Linked DNA regions of Homo sapiens: region 2 is linked to region 1. A link is an interaction called in ENCODE POLR2A ChIA-PET data of the cell type or tissue named here. Cell type or tissue: GM12878. All regions are shown on one strand. Each heading gives the region's core, and the rest is flanking DNA. Links, peaks and the distances in the headings are about the cores only. Region 1 overlaps RABGAP1L (RAB GTPase activating protein 1 like). Region 2 overlaps RABGAP1L (RAB GTPase activating protein 1 like).

Evidence for each region. Peaks named below come from ENCODE experiments on the same cell type or tissue, not always from the same donor. Only the 100,000 strongest peaks of a DNase experiment are listed, where the experiment ranks them.
Region 2: POLR2A ChIA-PET joins it to region 1 with 5 read pairs; 3 of 35 experiments call an interaction of 5 or more read pairs at or near these places.

Annotation. Positions count from the first base shown.
Region 1 is chr1:174,813,910-174,816,836 of GRCh38, reverse strand. All of the region lies in intron 19 of RABGAP1L (RAB GTPase activating protein 1 like), which reads right to left. Among named protein-coding and RNA genes, the nearest start is that of RABGAP1L-AS1, 140 kb to the left of the region's middle. In GM12878, for the core only: no CTCF peak of the experiment used is centred there; DNase peaks (open chromatin) are centred at 1,233 and 1,573; H3K4me3 peaks cover 1,000 bases; H3K27ac peaks cover 1,167 bases.
Region 2 is chr1:174,919,783-174,922,709 of GRCh38, reverse strand. All of the region lies in intron 19 of RABGAP1L (RAB GTPase activating protein 1 like), which reads right to left. It also overlaps the pseudogene RPS26P12. Among named protein-coding and RNA genes, the nearest start is that of RABGAP1L-AS1, 33 kb to the left of the region's middle. In GM12878, for the core only: no CTCF peak of the experiment used is centred there; no DNase peak of the experiment used is centred there.

The DNA of each region.
Region 1 (2,927 bases), core at 300-2,799:
CTGCTTGAACCAGGGAGGCGAAGGTTGCAGGAGGCAGGGATCGCGCCATTGCATTCCAGCCTGGTGACAGAGCAAGACTCCATCTCAAAAAAAAAAAAAAAAGACTTGTTTCTTAGCCTTTGGAGAATAATTCTCAGGAAAAGTTTACATGGCCATAGAGCTAAGCTACATATGCACCTATTTGAGCTGTAAGGAGGCATAAAATACTGAATCATAAATCATAAACCAATCAAATACCTGACAGTTTCTGACCAACAGGAATGGTAATTTCATCAATTCAACCTGATACAATATAAATGGTATTGAATAAAAATATGTAGAAAAACAGGTAATCAGATCAAGAATTATAAAGATTATGTGTATATGCACTTAATAAAGCTATATATTACGAGGCCTGGTGTGGTGGCTCACGCCTGTAATCCTAACACTTTGGGTGGCCAAGGGGGGTGGATAACCTGAGGTCGGGAGTATGAGACTAGCCTGATGGAGAAACCCCATCTCTACTAAAAATAGAACATTATCTGGGCGTGGTGGTGCATGCCTATAATCCCAGCTACTCGGGAGGCTGAAGCAGGAGAATTGCTTGAATCCGGGAGGCGGAGGTTGCAGTGAGCTGAGATGGCACCATTGCACTCCAGCCTGGGCAACAAGAGCAAAACTCTATCTCAAAAAAAAAAAAAAAAAAAAAAGCTATGTATTATGTTACTAAGAAAAACAAAATGCTCATATGTTCATACAAAGAAATTCAAATTTCTGGTAATTCAGAGTCTCTGAAGCCAAAATCCAAGTTTAAGAAGCTCTGCAATGGCAGCATTTTTAACTATAAGGCAAAAATCAAAGTATGATATTTAATAAAAACTGACTCCCTGGGAAAATACAGGATATTCATATTAGGCACTTTAAACATCTTTTATTTAGGTCTTGATTTCAATATTAAAAGTAACCAAATGACTGTTCAAAGTAAAGCCTGATGGGTCAATATGTTTTCTGATTTTGGCCTAGTTGAAACCATAGGAACAGAAGGGTATTAGAATAACTTGGAGTCACATTAGTTAAATTACCAGTTTAGAAGCTATTGAAAATGTTCCTGATATTTAATGTCATACAAGTTTTGGAAAAATAAAATTATTTATCCAATCTAATGTGCTTTATTAACAAATCTTGTTGGTACACTCACAGAAATAAACCACATACAGAGCTAACAAGTTATTTTTTGCTTGCAACTGCTGCATCTATTTTAAAGCCAGTTTCAGTTTCACTGAAATCACTGGTTACAGTTCCTTAAAATTAAAGGAAAGTGATTATTTTGGGGGGTAATTAAATGGGAACATGTCCATTCAAAAAAGACACAACTATATACAACACCAACTTTGAAAATAATTTAAAAATGTTTAAAACTTGATTACTTTTGGCAGAAATTCTATCTTTAATCTTAAATAGGCTATGGATAAGGAGTTAAACTTTCTTGCCTATTCCATGCCTGCAGTCACCTTTGTCCATGAATGCTTTGTCTAACACATAAGTCTCAGTCTATAAGTCCATCATCTCCTAAAATTTCCAACTGCCAGCACAAGCTGCTGTAATGATGGCATGATGACTCACATCCTTACCTACACATGCACTTCCATTATTCATTGTAACACCTCGTCATCTACAGCCTCTCATGGGTTGTGGCAGATCAGAGTGGGGAACGGGGAGGTGGTAGGAACAGTGGGATAGGTCTTAGTGTTTTTTCAAAACTACAAGCTATTGTAAAATCGATTTAGTGGGTTGTGGTCAGCCTTTTGGTTTGGGGATTTTCTTGGGATCCGGGGAGAAGTTTAAAATACAATACAATACAATACAATAGGTTGGGCAATGGTGGCTCACACCTGTAATCCCAGCACTTTGGGAAGCTGAGACGGACGGATTACTTGGGGTCAGGAGTTCGAGACCAGCCTGGCCAACATGGTGAAACCCTGTCTCTACTAAAAATACAAAAATAGCCAGGCGTGGTGGCACATGACTGTAGTCCCAGCTACTCAGGAGGCTGAGGCAGGAGAATTGCTTGAACCTGGGAGGTTGCAGTGAGCAGAGATTGTGCCACTGCACTCCAGCCTGGGCAACAGAATGAGACTCCATTTCAAAAAAAAAAAAGGAAATACAATACAATAGAACAAAAAACATCAGAGTGCCTCAGTGTAAGGGTAAGTATCTCTTCAGTTATGTGTATGTAAGTACGTACATATAGTCATGGTCTTGACATAAAAGCAACCAAAATATAGGTCTTGGTTTAAAAACAATTTTAGACCTTTGGATTGGAGACCTACATTCTAGTCCCAGCACAATCCCAGCCCAATACTGGATGACTTATGTCTTCCTTCTTTCAGTTTCACCTCACATCTGCCTCACAATCATTCACTCTACAATTATATGTTATAAATGAAATGGTGTCCCGTGGATACCGTCTTAAATATCCAAGAAAAAGGCATTCTCCTTAGATAATGCAAAGAAAACCCCACAAAAAACTATTAAAACTTTACAAATTATTAAATTATTAAAAATTTTAAATTATTGAAATCTTATTAAAAGCTTTAAAAATATTCATATTTACCTATTCATGTCCAAAAAATTTATTCTGGTTGTACCCAGCACTTCCCTTCCAGGAGCAGTCCATTTGGATTATATTTTGAACTTGTTTTCTAACATTTTACGCTTCTCCATCTCTCAGATCCCATGTTTCTGGATTGATAATAACTAGCCACCTCCAGGAACTTCATAAATTATATTGGAGAAAAAAATTTTCCCTATACATTTCATGTTTTTCAATTGTTTTCCTGGGTTTCTTTTGTCCTCAGTGACTTGGCAATCCTCTGAGATTTCCCTTGAAAACCTTTAACTTTTCACCTTACCTGTACCTCTTATTTCTCTACTCTTTTATTCTTAGA
Region 2 (2,927 bases), core at 256-2,755, 110 kb before region 1:
TGAGATGTGAATATGCATGAGTTCCAGTTTTGGAAATAATGTTATCATTGCTCTTTCAGATAGAGGAGACCATGAATATCTCACAAAATGATCAAAGGCCTGGTCCTTATTCAGAAACATTTCTCTTCCAATACATTGATAGGTTATGTTCTTAAGCCCCAGGGTGAGAAAACAGTGCTGCGAGAGAGAGCCACTGTCTAAGGAACATGTCAGGAAAGAAGACTGTGGTTTTAAAAATTGAAAGGCAGCTCTTCAGTCCTTGCTTCCAAGATGACAAATAAAGAAGGAACAATGGTCATGCCAAAAAGAGCTGCAGCCACATGCTGTCTATTTGCTGCATAAACTGCGCCTGATGCGTGCCCAAGGACAAGGCCATTTTAAGAAGTTCATCATTTGAAACATAGTAGAGGCTACAGCTGTCAGGGATTATTTCTGGAGTGTCTTTGATGTCTATGCGCTTCCCAAGATGTATGTAAAACTGCGTTACTGTGTGAGTGGTGCCACCCATAGCAAGGTAGACAGGAATTGTTCTTATGAAGCTGGGAATGACTAAACACCCATTTTTAGGCCTCCGGGTGCTGCCCTACAACCACTACCAAGCCTGTGTAAGAAGCTGAGTTTTTAAGGACTGAAGAAAAGCTATCTTCTGGAGAAAAATAAAATGGAAATTATACTTAAAAAAATTGAAGGGCAGAGTGAATGTATCAAAACAGCATCCCCCATATTGATTTCAATAGTGTTTCAAAAGTGGAGTTTAGAGGGAAACTGTACACAAAATACCTAAATCTGAAAATTACAATTCAGTTTAATAGCATTTAGTGCTCACCTACAAATGCATTCATTACATTTTACTAACTAAAGAGGATTCAAAAATGTGCATCTTTAGGAAGCTCATTATTAGGGAGGCAAGATTTATATATATAACACAAGACAAAAAATTCAAACATGACAGACCATAATAAATAAATACATGGTTCAGAAGGTAAATGCTACATGATAAAGTTCAATTTTTGGCATATTTAGACAGTTCGTTAGCAGCTGATAACTAGCTTTATAAAACCAGAGATTTCCACATTGATTTCCGGATTACTTTGAAACAATTGTAATTAATCTTGATCTTTGCAGAAAATAAACTCCTTAGGGGCTATTAATTGATGCTCACATCTCAAAAGAGGGAAGAACTCTAATTTTATCCTATAGGAAAGAGTATGCCCATGTGGAGGTATTTTTACCTTGAAGAATTGTACACCTTTATTATATGTCTCAGCATGTGATAATGGTAAGAAAGTTTGTAGGTCTATAAAAAACAAATGTATCTGTCCACAATATCTTTGTAAGAGAGAGGGCAATGGGAAGGACAGCACTAAAGTAGGCTGATTAAAACAGGTTTAAAAAAACAAAACAAAACCCAGGTATGCACATTAGTAATGTGCTATTAGTGACGTTATTAGTTCGCTAGGGCTGCCATAACAAAGTACCACAGACTGGGCCGGGCGCAGTGGCTCATGCCTGTAATCCCAGCACACTGGGAGGCCGCGGCAGGTGGATCACAAGGTCAGGAGTTTGAGACCAGCCTGGCCAACATGGTAAAACCCCGTTTCTACTAAAAAAATACAAAAATTAGCTGGGCATGGTGGCATGTGCCTGTAATCCCAGCCACTTAGGAAGCTGAGGCAGGAGAATTGCTTGAACCCGGGAGGCGGAGGCTGCAGTGAGCCAAGATCGCTCCACTGTACTCCAGCCTGGGCGACAGAGCAAGACTCCGTCTCAAACAACAACAAAAAAACAAAGTACCACAGACTGAAGGGCTTAACCAATAGAAATTTCTTTCCTAACAGTTTTGGAGGCTAGAAATCCAAGATAAAGGTTGTTGGCAATGGTTGTATCTTCTGAGGGCTCAATTCGTGGCTTGTAGATGGCCATCTTCTCCCTGTATCCTCACATGATCTTTCCTTTGTGTGTGTCTGTGTCCAAATTTCCTCTTCTTACAAGGACACTAATCATATTGGATTAGAACCTTCCCCAATGACCTCCTTTTACCTTAATTACCACTTTAAAGACCCTACCTCTAAATATAGTCATATTCTGAGATGCTGACTATACTCCAAATATAGTCATATTCAACATATGAATTAGGGATGCGGTAAAGACAATTCAACTCGTAACAGTAGTTGATATGGTTTGGCTGCATCCCCATCCAAGTCTCATCTTCAGTTGTAACTCCCACTTGAATTGTAATTCCCATGTGTTGTGAGAGGAACCTGGTCAGAGGTGACTGAATTATGGAGGTGAATCTTTCCTGCACTGTTCTCCTGATAGTGAATGAGTCTTACAAGTTCTAATGGTTTTAAAAATGGGAGTTTCCCTGCACCAGCTCTCTCTTTGCCTGCTGCCATCCATGTAAGACATGACTTGCTCCTCCTTGCCTTCTGCCACGATTGTGAGGCTTCCCCAGCCAGGTAGAACTGTGACTTCTCCATTAAACCTCTTGCCTTTGCAAACTGCCCAGTCTCAGGTATGTCTTTATTAGCATGTGAAAATGGACTAATACAGTAGTTAGGCCACTAACATTGGAGTTAGATCTGTTTTGAGTCACAGTTCAGCCACTTAGCATTATGACCTGGACAAGATGCTTAACTTCTCTAAGCCTTGGTTTCTGCATAAGGCTGTTGTGAAGAATAAATCACATTATAATCCACAAAAGTGCTTATGGTCCAATGCCAAGCATATAGTATACACCCAATAAATGCCAGTTTTAAGTTCCTGGTGACCCCAAATAAACTTTTATAACTCTACTTACCTAATACTTAACACTTTTCATCAATTTGGTTTGAATAATTCTTTTTTTGTTTTGTTTTGAGACAAGGTCTATGTTGTCCAGGCTGGAGTGCAGTGGCATGATCATAGCTCACTGCAGCCTGAAACTC